Regions from separate parts of the Mus musculus genome. Here region 1 is linked to region 2. A link is a loop called in an ENCODE intact Hi-C map of the cell type or tissue named here. Cell type or tissue: gastrocnemius. All regions are shown on one strand. Links, peaks and the distances in the headings refer to the core of each region. The heading gives the core; the rest is flanking DNA. Region 1 overlaps Slc8a3 (solute carrier family 8 (sodium/calcium exchanger), member 3). Region 2 holds the start of Slc8a3 (solute carrier family 8 (sodium/calcium exchanger), member 3).

What was found. Peaks named below come from ENCODE experiments on the same cell type or tissue, not always from the same donor. Only the 100,000 strongest peaks of a DNase experiment are listed, where the experiment ranks them.
Region 1: it touches region 2 in a loop (6-fold over the local background); 3 of 42 quality-filtered maps call a loop at or near these places.

Annotation. Positions count from the first base shown.
Region 1 is chr12:81,240,910-81,248,154 of GRCm38, forward strand. All of the region lies in intron 2 of Slc8a3 (solute carrier family 8 (sodium/calcium exchanger), member 3), which reads right to left. It overlaps Gm3693 (predicted gene 3693), which reads left to right. Exons shown (of 2, transcript NR_152198.1): 2 at 1-2,349. Among named protein-coding and RNA genes, the nearest start is that of Gm3693, 16 kb to the left of the region's middle. In gastrocnemius, for the core only: no CTCF peak of the experiment used is centred there; a DNase peak (open chromatin) is centred at 3,778; H3K4me3 peaks cover 1,177 bases; H3K27ac peaks cover 3,831 bases.
Region 2 is chr12:81,329,128-81,336,372 of GRCm38, forward strand. It overlaps Slc8a3 (solute carrier family 8 (sodium/calcium exchanger), member 3), which reads right to left and starts at 4,053. Exons shown (of 7, transcript NM_001167920.1): 1 at 3,514-4,053. In gastrocnemius, for the core only: a CTCF peak has its summit at 3,897; DNase peaks (open chromatin) are centred at 2,122, 3,023, 3,473, 3,849 and 1 more place; H3K4me3 peaks cover 3,265 bases; H3K27ac peaks cover 3,209 bases.

The sequences.
Region 1 (7,245 bases), core at 1,775-5,774, 88 kb before region 2:
CATGGGGCCACTGAATCTCTCCTCTCAGAAGTGAAGTCAAAGTTTCATTTTCTGCCTTTTGCAGCCAATGAGTCTTCTCAAACAACACCTGCCACCTTATTCAAGTCTCTACAGCTAGTAGTGGATTCAGGATTCTGCATTCAATAATGGCCTTCATAAACTATCTTCTGTTTTCAGCCTGAAATAACATTTGTCATTATGGGATTTAGGGGCGTGGTGACTGATCACATGTTACACTTGTCACAGGTGCTAGGAGGGTCCCATGTTAGCACTGCAGCATGAAATGATAGCTTCCCATGCATTCTGACCATATACTGAGCCTGAGTTTGTTCCTTTGGCATTAGGTCAACTATCCCGCAGACTATTTCTAACAATTGACTAATTAATTGGCTTTCCTCAAGCTTAATCTGGGAAGACCAGATGGGAGAGACTGCAGCATGCTTATCAGCAATCGTCTTGGTCATGTGATTGATTTCCTATTTGCATGGTGCATAGAGCATTGGGTATAAAAGATGAAATAATGTATTTGGACACTGATAAACCAGCTAGGTTGCCTTAGGAAAACAATATTACTCGTTTGGGTCCTGCTTTTCCCATTTGCTGGCTGGAGACATCCCATAGTATCTGCCTTCTACAGAGAGGATGGGATCGGGGAAGATAAGCCCAGCAGCACTTTGTCCTTAGCTATGCTTTCTCAGAGAGTCATGTCAGGCTCATCCCTAAACAAACAGGCTGCTGTAGAACTGACAGGTTTGCTCTGATAAATACATGGCCCAAGGCAGGGTCACTCTTGCAAGAGCTGCCCTGATGTACTTGATGAAGGAGCTGAGGTGAGCCTCCCTGACTCTGATAAGCTCATTTGTCAGCTGCCCCTGCTTTGAAAGCCTCTTGGCTCAGGATTTGGTGATGAAAATGGCTCTTGAGTCTTTTGCCACCCTCCCCCCTCTGTCCTTATGACGCACACACTAGTATGTGTCCTAACTAATGCCCTGGCTGGAATCTAAGTGCAACCTGACAGATTGTTCCTTGCTAAGCCTCCTGCCAGCATGCTGCTGGAGAGCACAGCTCTCCTGTATAAAGCCCAGTAAGGATGGCTGATGGGCCGGCATGGGCCACTTGTTCAGGGGCCCATCTAGTTCTGAATGTGCCTCTGTCCTTGCCCTTGCCATACATTTTTTTTCCCAGAAGCTCCTTTCCAGGGACTCTCCTCCAGTAGAAGGCCATGGTAGAAAGATGGTGGTTCTGGAGACACGGGTTCAAATCTCTGTCCTGCTGTCACGTGTCTGTGGAAACTAACATTTGGGAATACTAAGGTTCGTATTGCACTGAAGCCATAACCAACAGTCAGCTAACATCCACATATAGCGGTGCTAAGGAAATGCTGGTTTCCTTTCTCATTTCTCAGTCATAAGACAGAAAGCATCCCCGTCAATGAGATACCTTATATTTTAGGAAGAAAATGGCATGTACAGTTGATTCCAAAAAGGAATGTTTCCAAAGGGCACCGTGGGAAACAATGTATTTCCCTTTATCTACAACATGCTGAGAGTCAGATTTAGGGTTCTGCATTTCTTCAGCAACAAGAAAGGATGCAACATGAACTAAATGGCTGCCCGGCAAGGAGGCATACGGAGAGGGTGGGGCTCGGTTGAAGACAGATTGTGTTCTTTGGTGCTGGTGGAAAGGGTAGACCTGCTCAGCAAAGCCCCAGGGGCTGGCAGTCTATGATAGTGACAAGAGTCATTCTCATCTGCGGAGCTGGCTTACATTTTCAAAGCACTTTCTCTTCTTTTATCTTTGTCCCCCTTACAACGTCCATGTGAGACGGGTGTTATCGCTCCCATCTGATGGAAAGGAAATGAAGCCAGTGCAGGAGTATTGTAAGTGACAAGACAGGCTCTCAGGAGTCGGACATAAAGCAGCATTCTCCCTCTTAGCTCAGTGAGGTGACCTTGAACTAACTGATTGTACTGTGGGTCTCAGTTTGCTTGTTTGTAATCTGTTCTCAAAGCACCCATCCTTCATCACAGGGTACGGAGAAGATACACTCTAGAGACCTAAATTCAAACCTCACTGCACCCCATACTAGCTCCATGCGGGATTAGCAAACAAGTCCCCAACTGCTCCTAGGACCCAGCATGCTTACTCCAGAGCTTGGAACTTCAGGAAGTTCACTTTGGGTATCCTTGTCCTCAGGACCTTTTCTGGAGATTGTTCTATGGTCCCTAGATGCCCTGAAAGGTCTCTGGATAAGCTTATGGCTAAGCTGAGAAGACACACTTCCTATAGAGATCAGACACCATGTTGAGTAGATTGAGTATTGACAATAAAGCCAGAGATCTGAATCCCTGCCAGCGTCCTTCTCTGCCTCAGTTTCTCTATCTGAGAAGAAGAAGGCATTTACTTCTGTCGTGACCTTTGATCTTTTGAGCTGTCATGTTGACCATGAAAACAGATTCCTCCCTGCCCTACTTGTGGCCTGCAGGCTCAACAGATGTGTCATCACTCCATTTGTTGAATTCTATGTTACTTTTTTTTTTTTTTTTTTGACGTGAGTAAGGCAGCTGGCAAGTCCAGAGAAAGTCAAGTCCTTGAAGAGAGTCAGGTCAACAAAGAGATAATTGGAGGCTGCTGGTTAAGGAGGCCAGCAGGCTGCCATGGTGCCCTTTGGAGAAGTAGACGGGAATGTGTAGAAAGTTAAATGCTTTCTCAGTGTCCTGAGAAAGAGGCAAGAGGTATGTGGCCTCAGAATAGGTCAGAAATGCCTGCTGCAGTAAAGGGAAGGTGAGACACCATCTTGCAGAAATACTGGGAGGCCCCGAGGCCCAAGAGAGGCTGTAAAAGCCAACGGGAAGTCAGTGGGCAGAGGGACTGGGCCAGAATCAGATCTGGACTCAGGAGAATCTCAATGGTAAAGACTTGATAGCTATAGGTACCGCCCTCAGAAAATCTTTTATAAAACAAAACAAAACAAAACATCTCTTTGAGGATGAATGAGACTTCAGGGACACATCTACATGCCTTTCAGTTCATCCATACAAAGCCACTGTAAATGGTTCTGCATAGTGAAAGCAGTTTAAAGTGTGTGACTTCCAGGAGGACTATGCCACTTTCTGTCTGCTGACTCTCCAGTCAAGTCACTTGGGTACCGAGCCTAGTCCCACCACAAGCTTGTTTGGCCACTGTGACTAAACTTCTCAACTGCTCTGTCTCAGATTTTGTATCAGTGGGGAGATATCGTCACTGGCCAAGGCCCAAACTCACAGAAAGAAAACAAATTAATATGAATAGAAAACCTATAACACCGAATGACCTCCTTACACACACACACACACACACACACACACACACACACGCACGCACATGCAGGCACATGCACACACACTTATACATATGTCCACACATAGTCCAACAACTATAGTTGTCTCAGACAGCCTAAGGAGCTTTTCTGACATGCTGGTTCAGGGCAGAGCACAACCATAGAGCTTTCAGAACCTGAGCAGCCAAAGTGTGCACTTGGTACTGGCTTCCAGTGCCAATCCTGTCTTTGTGCACAAGCCTCTAATATCTTAACACTTTTCTCTCTATGGCTCTGATCTGCTTCTGCCCCACACTGCAGATCCTGAGCCCCAGTCCTGGGCCCAGCAACTACTCTTGCTTGTCCTCAGCTCTGTAGAGGGAAACCCAATGATGGCACTCATACTTCAGCTTAAGTGTCACCCTGGCTGGAGCCAACTGAGCTCATGGAAAGGGAGGTCAGAGGTTCCCTGGACATATGACCACAACAGTTGTTGTGGCAAGTGCCCCTGGGCTGGCTTCCAATGGGAAGCATCAAGGCAGGATACCACAGCTTCAGCTGCCCAAGAGAAGTGCCCCACCATTCTCCCTTCCTTCAAACCCTCTTTTTCCAAGTTTTACACACACACACACACACACACACACACGTGTGTGTGTGTATGTATGTATGTATGTATGTATGTATGTATGTATGTATGTATGTATATGTACACACTCTCTGTCCATTAGGTATATTCCTCCTCTCCAATTCACATCTCATTACACAACTGCATGGACTAAAAATACTTCTGGCAGCTGTGATCAAACCCAAACTGAGCAAGATGTAGATTTAATGAGGCTTCCATGGAAACAAGAATCCTTTTGCCAGGCAAAAGGATATGTCTGTGCCAGGAAAAGGAGGAGAGCAGGGGACCGTGTAGAGAGGAGATGGAGGTGTTGGTTACATGGGGACAGTGGGGAGTCCCAAGAATCTCCTTTACCCAGCAACTTTTTCTGGAAGGGGTTCAACCTACATCCGGAGACTGCACTGCCTGGCGACAGTCAGCCGCCCTGGTCAGCAACATTCCGAGAGCCACCCTACGTGGATGTGGCAAGGGAACCACAGTTTATTTTAGGCTTGAGATAAATATTTACCACCGGAGTCTCTCAAACAGACACTCAGCAGTTGGAAAAAAATATTAAAGTATAAAAATAAAAAGCTGCTGACTCCAGGGTTTGTTGATGATCAAAACAACAACAACAAAAAAGTGCCGAGGAGAAAGGTCTCTAGATGCAAAGACATTTTCTTCCCTGCAGGTTCTTTCCCTTGGAGAATCATTTCCCTCCAGCCCTGGCTGCTAGAGCCATGATGTTCCTCAAATATTCTCAAAGAGAAAGCTGAAACCTTTGTTGGCACAAATGCCTCGTGGCTCCCTGGTGTCCGATCTCACGTCACCCGGCCGGGATGGCTCCTGCTGTAGTTTCTGCTTTCTCTCCAAGGCCCTTAGCAATTTCTTGTGAGTTCCCACTGCCAATGTAGTTATATTTACATCTGAAGGACTAGTGGTTTTTTTTTTCCTGGATAAAAAATGGGGATCACAAAACCATGCACCAATTTGGCCAGGAGCTGGCTTTTGCCAGACTTGTGAATCCAAAGTCGTTTTTACACTTTTAATGTTTTGAAAGGAAAGAAGCATACACAACAGAGACCGCAGGACTATCCTTACTCTCTTTGTGTACAGGGCTAGTCTGACAGTCCCTGAATAGTTGTAGAATCAAATGGATTTCATTTCAAACTTTAGTTCTTCCATGGATTAGATCAGTGGCTTTATGGAATATACTTAAATTTTCTTCAAATTCTCTCTCTCTCTCTCTCTCTCTCTCTCTCTCTCTCTCTCTCTCTCTCTCTATGTGTGTGTGTGTGTGTGTGTGTGTGTGTGTGTGTGTGTCTGTCATCTATCTGTCTCAGACTTGTGCATCAGATGCAAGTTCTTAGCTACTGCTCTGCTCCAGTGCCCTACATGCTGCCATGTTCCCTGCCATGATGATTATGGATCCATCCTCTGAAACAGGCTCCTAATTAAATACCTATCTTCTTCCTTCCTTCCTTCCTTCCTTCCTTCCTTCCTTCCTTCCTTCCTTCCTTTCTTTTTTCTTTCTCTCTCTCTCTCTCTCTCTCTCTCTCTCTCTCTCTCTCTCCCTCCCTCCCTCCCTCTCCTTCCTTCCTTCCTTCCTTTCTTCCTTCCTCTCTCTCTCTCTGTATCTCTTCCTCCCTCCCTCCCTCCCTCCCTCCCTCCCTCCCTCCCTCCCTCCCTCCCTTTCTCTCTTTTCTTGGTCATGGTGTTTCTTTGTCTAAGACATTGGACTATGAAAGTGCTAGCAAAGCTAATAAAGACAGAAACTACTGCTCATGCTAATCACAGCCCCGTGCCAGAGTTCCTTATGCACAAGAACCTCTCAACACAATGTTAATACATTAGAACCCTGTGCCAACTTACCTATGGTCTCGAGTATGCATTTAGAAACAGACCATCTTTAATAGTACAAAACCCCCATGGGGCTGAGCAGGACGGCACACACCTTTAAGCTCAGTACTTGGGAGGCAGAGGTAGGTGAATCCCTGTGAGTTCAGGGACAGCCTGGTCTACATAGCAAGTTCCAGGACAGGCACGGCTACCTAGAGGAAAAACAAACAAAACAAAACCTCCCTGTGCTTTATCTTTTTTTCTTCTTCTTTGTGTTTTATAGATGACTACATAAATCACCCAATTCAATTGTCCTGAAGAGACACCAACACTATATTTGCTATCCCTTGAAATAAGTAACTGGGCTGCGGTGTCAAAGGGTACTGAGAAGATAGTGCTTGTGAGGTCAGGCTTATACCTGGGCCAGCCGCTCTAGTCTGTGTGGACAAAACTTCAGAGGGTGATTTAGTCGCAGACAGTTGTTCCGAGGAGGCGGCTAGAGGGTGTCCAGCTTAGCAGATCACTTCTACCCAGGGACAGAAAGTACATAAATAACTGCAGGGCTTCAAGATTAATGGCTGATTAAAAAAAAAAGAGGAGGGGGGACCCAAGTTTCATCTCCATGTAGAAAAACTAAGCTCAGTTGCACGTGCCTGTAGTCCCAGCCCTGAGAAGACAAAGTCAGGTGGATCTTTGAGACTCACTGGGAAGCCAGCCTAAAACAAGCAAGTCCCAGGTCCCATTGGGAGGCATTGGGTCAAGAAAAAAAGGAGCTGGGCACCTCCTGAGAACTCACGCACAGTGTCCGTGATACATCTAGTCTCCATCTGTATGACCACACATGCATGACTGCCTGAGAACGTCTGTTGGTACATTTACCAAACCAGAGGTGAAATAAAACTTCTAATCCTGACTCTTGAATACAATGTGTGCTTTTTCCAAAGGAACTGCACTTTACAGTTGCTAGGTACGGAATGGTCCGAACGTCTGAGATGACGGTGAATGTGATTCAGATCGTGTATAGCTGTTTACGAGATTTTGTTCAAGTAGATCTTGAGTTATGAAGACAAAGGCATTAGCTGTCTCTTGTGAGACTATGCCGGGGCCTAGCAAACACAGAAGTAGAAGCTCACAGTCAGCTATTGGATGGGTCACACGGCCCCCAGTGGAGGAGCTAGAAAAAGTACCCAAGGAGCTAAAGGGAACTGCAACCCTATAGGTGGAACAACAATATGAACTAACCAGTACCCCCCGGAGCTCGTGTCTCTAGCTGCATATGAATCAGAAGATGGCCTAGTCGGCCATCACTGGAAAGAGAGGCCCATTGGTCATGCAAACTTTATATGCCCCAGTACCGGGGAACGCCAGGGCCAAGAAGTGGGAGTGGGGGTGGGGTGGGGGAGTGGGTGGGGGAGCGTGTGGGGGCACTTTTGGGATAGCATTGGAAATGTAAATGAAATAAATAAAAAAAAAAAGAAAGTCTGGCCCATGATGATGGGTGTAG
Region 2 (7,245 bases), core at 1,539-5,538:
AAGACACATGAACATATGAACTGTCAAACATAAACCAACCTAATTAAAGAAAAGTAGTGGATCGTCTTCCTTGAAAGAACATTGTAGAGCTAGAGAGAGCCACTAGGGACTAGGCTCATAACCAAAAGTACAAGAACAGTCAAGTTTGTACATGAAAACAGAGAGAGGAACACCTTTCTCCACCAGCCCACTTGGGGATCTACAGAAACTTCCCATTGGCTCTACATTCCAGTTTCTGCCAGTTTCTGCATATTGTATAAAAGAACAATTTGATCCTTCACTTCTGGAGTTAAAACCTTCCTAGTGCCTCACTGGAAAAATGTCATGCAATTCCTCAGCATGAAGTGCAAGCCCTTGCAGCTTGACCCTACCCCTTTCTCTTCTCCCAGCTTTCAGCAAAGCTAACCTGAACCCATCCTTCCTTTTTGGCTTAGCTGTTCCCTGAGCCTCAAGACCTGGAGGCGAGGTGATCATTTCTATTTACGTCCACTGATCTGCCATTGCCACTCATGGGGCAGAAATCACTTTATACAGTAATTGCCCAAACACTGCTTGGTTGTGGTTGCTAGAATGTATGTTTATGAGGAAAGGAACCATTTTATTTTGCTTGCTTCTGTACCTAGCTCTTGTCTGGCAGAGTAGGTGCTTGCTGGTAGCTTGCTTGTTCAATAAATGTCTCCCTGAGAGAACTGAAGGCTCTCTCTTTTGGAGAAAATATTTCACCCTCTAGGCAAAACAACGGGGCTCAAGTGAGAAGAATTTCCCCTCTCTACTTATCAAACTTAGTAATGTGAAAAGAAATCAAGACGGTGATGTCTTCCAAATCCTGATTGTGGGCAATGGATGTACCACGCAGGGTGGGAAGCAGTACCACCTATGCCTGTGGGCAATACCCATCATTGTGACCAGAGATCACACACACACACACACACACACACACACACACACACACAAACTGTTCTGTATAGGAACAGAGGAGGGCTGTGGTAAGTGAATCTGGCTGTCAACTCATGGAAGGGCCCAGTGTGAAAAGATTTTATTTTTGTACTACAGATTAAATAAACACCCTAATCTGATGCTTCACCATTGAGCCACACCCTTGGCTTTCTGCCCCTCCCCCAAACACCAGTTGTTGTTGTTGTTGTTGTTGTCAATGATGAGATCTCACTAGATTGCCCAGACAGGCTTTGAATTTATAATCCTCCTGGTGAGATTACAGACATTTGCTGCCAGGCATGGCTTGATTTTACAAACAGAACAAAGCCAACAGCAACAAATCAGAGTTGATTCGAGAAAACTTCTCTCCCTTCTCCTACTGGGAGGAGAAGACATCCCGGGTGGGGAAGATGTAACAAATCCCTCTGATTCCATTAGTTTAACCAAACAGTGTCCAAGTGCCTACTCTATGCTGGCTAGGGACACAAGGATAAGCCTTGGGGATACAGTGTGGATGAAGGCAAACCTTCTTTCTTCTCTTCCTGGAGCTCATTGTCTAGAGCTGCGCTTCTCCTCCCCGACCGACCCCCCCCCCCCCATCGCTCAGTCACATCAGTAAAATTCAGTTCCATTTTAGATCACTTCAAAGTTGTGGGTTCAGATTAAGGATGTAGGAAATAAGGAAATCTAGCCTGGTCAGAGAAGGAATGGAAAGCTTTCTTGGGTAAGGAATGTTAGAGGTGGTGGGGGAAGAACTATAAGTAGTCCATGGAGAGGGCCTTGCATCATGGCCTTCTGGTCTTCAAGTAAAGAAAGAATCTCTACAATCAAGTGTCAGTTATGCAGGCTCTGCTCAGGCTCCTTACACACACACACACACACACACACACACACACACACACACACACACACAAGTACAGTTCATATATTTTAAGAGACTTGTGTGATGTAGTGCAGACCCAGGGTGACCAGTCCCCATCCAGTCACCCAAAGCTCTGGTCATTAACCATCCTCTTTTGCAACACTGCAAGACCTCACTGTAGAGGCAGCTTCCTCTTGAAGTTAGATGAGCAGCCAGAGGCTGCCAGCAGGGTGGGAAGGTGGGGAGAAGGACCCGTTCCGGGAGGTCACCTGCCCCTGGATTAGTGAACCGATCCCCCCCACTTCAGGAAGAGCATGGCAGGGCCACTATATTTGTAAACCCGGGGTAAACAAGAGCACAGCTCAAGTGGATGGGGCACAACAGGTGTGAAAGATTAATCACAGGAGCTGCTGCAAGTCACCAGGTCGCTGGAGGCCTGCAGGCTTCCCTCTGGGTACCCCACCAGAAGACCAATGTGTTCCCATTGTGTATCCACAGCCCTCCCCCTTTGGAAGTTTCTTGACCACCCAGGAGCTGGGCACCTGGTGCCCAGCTGCAGTCTACAGTTCTGATAAATTGCACCCAATTTCAATCTTTCTGCCTGGGAAACCTTAGCACCAAACATTCAGATGCTTGTTTGTTAATTGCCAAAAGAGAAAGAGAAAGAGAGGGAGAGGGTAGGAGGCAAGCAGTGAGTGAGGAAATTTACAGCACTGCATTAAAGGCATTTGTTCTATCCCCTCCCCTTCCCCTTTAAAAATAAAACACAACGAATGAAAAAGAAAAACTACCTCCCTCCCTGAAACCCCTCTAGCAAATCCTATTTATCCTCTGACCCAGTGTGGCTCAGGTCCTCAGGGCAGGTCAGCCAGGGCTTGCAGAAGCAGCCTGGCCTTTAAAAGAGGGCTCCTGCCTGAGAGAGAGAGAGAGAGAGAGAGAGAGAGAGAGAGAGAGAGAGAGAGAGAGAGAGAGTTGAAGAAAGGAGGGGACCTTAGTTATATACTTTTCACAGCTCTCCAGGCAGCCCTGGATTTCTCAGATCACCAGGTAGCTCTTGGCTGGAGAGCCCTCTGGGATTGGAGGGAAGGGGATACAATGGGACTGCAGTTATGGGCAGGCAGCAATGGAGTCCCGAGATTGGGGTACGTGCATGCGTGTGCGCGCATGAGTTCGTGTGTGTGTGTGTGTGTGTGTGTGTGTGTGTGTCACGCGCATGCGCGCGTCCGCCTAGGGAATAACGCGGTCCCCCTCCTAGCCACTCAGCTCCAAGAACTCACACGCCCTGACACCCGCGACACACACACACACACACACACACACACACACACACACACACACGCACCGCCATGAAGCTTCCTCATTGAGCTACCCCGCCACTAAGTCATCAAACCCAAAACAGGACTGTACACACGTTTCCAGTACTATGGCTCACAGGCATCTCTAGCAGCACCCCCAGCACTCTAGCTTAGACACCCTCCCAGATTTTCCCCCACTACACCGCATATACAACATATTTCCCGGGCACCCTCCCCCACTTTTCTGGCACTAAACCCGCCGCAAGGCAGCGCATACGAATGATCTTGAGAAATAACTTATCATGATTCTTCACCAGGGACCCTCTCTCGGGAGAATATCAGGCTTGGGATCTTGGCAGGCGTCCCCTGCCTCTGCGGTCCTCCAGAGCTTGGGGATTGTGGGCTCATCCCATTACTCACCGATTCCCCTCAGCCTCCAGAGCTCGATGGGCAAGTGAGGCGGGCTAGGAAGGTGCACGATGCCCGCGCCGCCCAGCTCCTCACGGGCCGCAGCGGCTCATCGCCCCCGCGGGCTGCGGGCCGGCTGCAGCGGCGTCCAGGGCATGGCAGTCCGCCGCGGCTGCCGCCCGGAGCTGTGGGCTAGCAGCTGTCAGGGGGCTACCAGGCAGCGCATCTGGAGCAGGATCGCTGGGGCCAGGGCGCAGGGAGCGTTGTACAGACCCTCGGCGGCGTCCAGCCAAGGAGCAGAGACTGCCCGAGTGGCCCAAGCAAGGCCCGGAGTCCCGGCCGCGGTCGCCTGGGGATCCCTATGGGAGGGGTGGGACGGAGAGCAGCGCGGCGCGCCCTGGCGGCTCGGAGGGACCCCGGCGGGGGCTGGCTGCCGCGACGCCCGGGCTTTCCCCGGGCTGGGAGCGCGCGGCTCAGCCTTGCCCACTGTCACCACCGGAGACGTCTCGGCCTCGCCGCGCTCAGAGGGGACGAGCGTAGGGGCTGGTTTCTGGGTGAGCCTAGAGCTTTGCCCATTAAGCCTCCGCAAGGAGCCAAATCAAAAAGCCAATCTCCAAGCCTCCAAACTCGACGTCACCCTATCAGCTGGGAGACAGCTACACCGAATGACAAGCCGCGCATATTTAGCCTCGGGAGCGGAGGGGAGTTTTCCACAGCGCTTCTCAGCGGGCCTGGGACACCAAGCACGGACCTAGCATGCAGAGTCCCAGGAGATTGAATGCAGATGCAAGCCCTACCAAGAAGCCACCAACCCAACCGTTGAGCCTGGAGCTTAGAGCATTGGAGCTGGCTGCAGCTGCAAGGAGTCCTGACCTGGATTCCCGGGAGTTGGTAGTCCTGAAGTCCCGGCAGCAGGCAAGAAGCTCGGCACAGGCTTTCCTCTTGTCCTCGGGAGACGCCACCGCCCGCAGTCCCGAAATTAAGTTCCCTCCAAACACATTGTGGTTTTTAAATATAGCAGGGAATGATTACCCAGGCAAGGTCCACCCAGGCCTAGGGGAAGACTCGAGGGGGATGGAGGTTGGCAATGTGTGTGTGTGTGTGGGGGGGGGGGGACAACGACGACTCCTTTTTCTCTCCCATTTATTCCCCCCCCCCCTTTCTTGGTGCAGAACTCACCCTGTCATTTTCTCAACCCAAGTCAAGCAAGAGCTTTGTGAGAGACGCTTGGGTGAGCACTGCTATGTTGGCTTTGGTGATTTTTAAAGCTAAAAATAAAAGGGGGCTGCCTTTCAAATTGCTGCTTACTCTGGGCCTGGAGACCAAGGCAGAGATGGTCCTTTGATGCAGCATCAGAACTAGGGTTTGGGGCTTGGCTCGAGAGTAGTGCACACACAGCCTTAAATCAGATGCCTGTAATTTCTGCTATATTTGTCACGCGTGGTCCTGGTGGCAGGAGGAGTGGGCAGACATGCCTAAGGATGGGATTGCGTGTCCTCAGCATATTGGTGTCATCAGGCAGCTGTGAAATGAGAGTGGAGGCTGGCCTTTTGCATAGACCCCAGTGTAGATGGGACAGAAACTGCTTCTGCTGTCTGAAGCCAAGCATAAGAGGAATCAGACAGTATCCTATCTCCTGAGCAGAGTTAGTGCCAGTGAATTTGGTTGCATTGTTTGATACCATCCTCACAGAAGGCTATGAAATATACACAATTACTCTTCCACTTTTCGGTTGACCTTTGTTGTCTAGAAGTTAAACAGCTGTCCTAAGAGGACATGCAGCAGAGTCAAGGATGGGAAAGGAGGAGACCAAGTAGAGTCCTACTGACAAGCAGCAAAGTGTGATACCACAAAGCATGTACAACCCTCCAGCTCCCTGACACCAACCAGGGAGAAGGACCTCTTTAACAAGGTTTGGTCCAAAGAGCTTGTACCTGCAAGAGGTAGAAAGCACCCGAACTTGGAAGGAAATATACTCTTTGGGTGGGGACCCTCAGTGCAGTGTTCCTTTAGTAAGTCAGAAGGTGATCCTATCCTGAATTTGGGCTCCTTGTGGACTGCTAGGAGCGGTTTCAGATAATTTATGGGCCTTGAATCTTGGTGATTTTAAGAGCTCAGATTCTGGCATTGTAGGATTTCAATGACTTCAAGGCATGTGAAGGTTTCATACCCATCAGGCAGCAGGATTGGCCTTGTGCTTGTCTGCATGGAACAGCAGGACAGAGTCTAAATGGGCTTCAGTCAAGATGAGAGGGACGGATGTGTGCAAACTGGGGTAGGTAACTTTTAGAGATACCTCAGATCTTTTATAAAAGTGAGAGCTGTTGTGACTCAGTGATTTTCCTGGAATATGGCAGTGACTGGGGATGTAAATGAAGAGATGCGTGTGAGGATGTGTGTAGTGGTACTCAGAACAGTGAAAAATTGAAATCACTTAAATTTTTTTCAACAAAATTGGGGAAATAAACCACAGTCAATGATACAATGCTATATAAAATTTTGGTGGTGGGGGGGGGATCCTCCACCCTCCAAGTTGAAATGTTGACTGGCTTGTGCAGACAACCACAGATGCTGTTGAGTTCAAATGTACAAGATGCTGATGCAGCATTCTGGGTCTTGGCGTGGAAAGGTTTCCATTAAAACTTTTTGTGTTAGAATGAGAAGAAAAAAGTAGAAGGGAGGGAATGAGGGAGACAGGGAAGCAAGGAGACAGAGTGGAGAGAGACAGAGAGAGAGAGACAGAGAGAGAGAGAGAGAGAGAGAGAGAGGGAGAGGGAGAGGGAGAGGGAGAGGGAGAAGGAGAGAGAGAGAGAGGGAGAGGGAGAGAGAGAGAGGAGAGAGAGAATATGAATGTGTTGCTATGCCCTGTCAACATAAAAAATACATTTAAAAAATTGAAAATTGCTGTTTTTGGTGGTGGTGTTTCTAGAGGTATATTTTCTTTTTAGATAAACTTTATTAAGACATAACTACGTGCAATCAAGCCACTTGTTTAAAGTGCACAAGTTGATGGTTCTGTGGCACTTTAGATATTCAGTGTCCTGGTAAAAATAAAGGCTTGCTTCTAAGGCGCTATTGAGAGGTAAAAGGTGCAAATGGGTGGAGGGTTAGTAGGAAGTTTTTAAGTCATTAGAGATGAACTCTAAGAGGAGGGGAAGACTGGATACATAGGTAAAGTACTTGCCATGCAGTCATGAAGACCTGAGTTTGGATCCTCCAGAACCCATATAAAAAGCCAGGTATGGTGGCGTCTGCCTGTAATTCCAGTGCTGGGCAGTAGGTAGGGACAGACAGAGGGTCACTGAAGTGCATTGAGCAGCTAGGCCAGTCAAATAGGCAAGCTTCAGGTTCAGTGAGAGACCCTATCCTGAAAAATAAGTTAGAGAGCAGAGTATCTGAAGACAGCAACCTCCGACCCCTACATGTATGTGCACATGTGTGCACATACAAGACTGTGGGGTTATAACTATCCTTTTCTGTCTTGTATTTCCTGACTGTGATGTAAACATTCTTGCTTTGCTATGTGTTCTGGCCATGCTATTCTGCTGCCCTAGGAGACACTAAGTAACTGCAGTCCTGCACTCATGAACTTCCAGAACAAACATTTTCTCTATCTTAGACACATTGTAGCAAGGCTATACTGACTGAAAGAATGGGTTTGGTAAAAATGCATGCAAGTTAAGCAACAACAAAATCAGAATATAGATCCTTCCCATTCTACTGTTCACTAACTTGCTTCTTTAT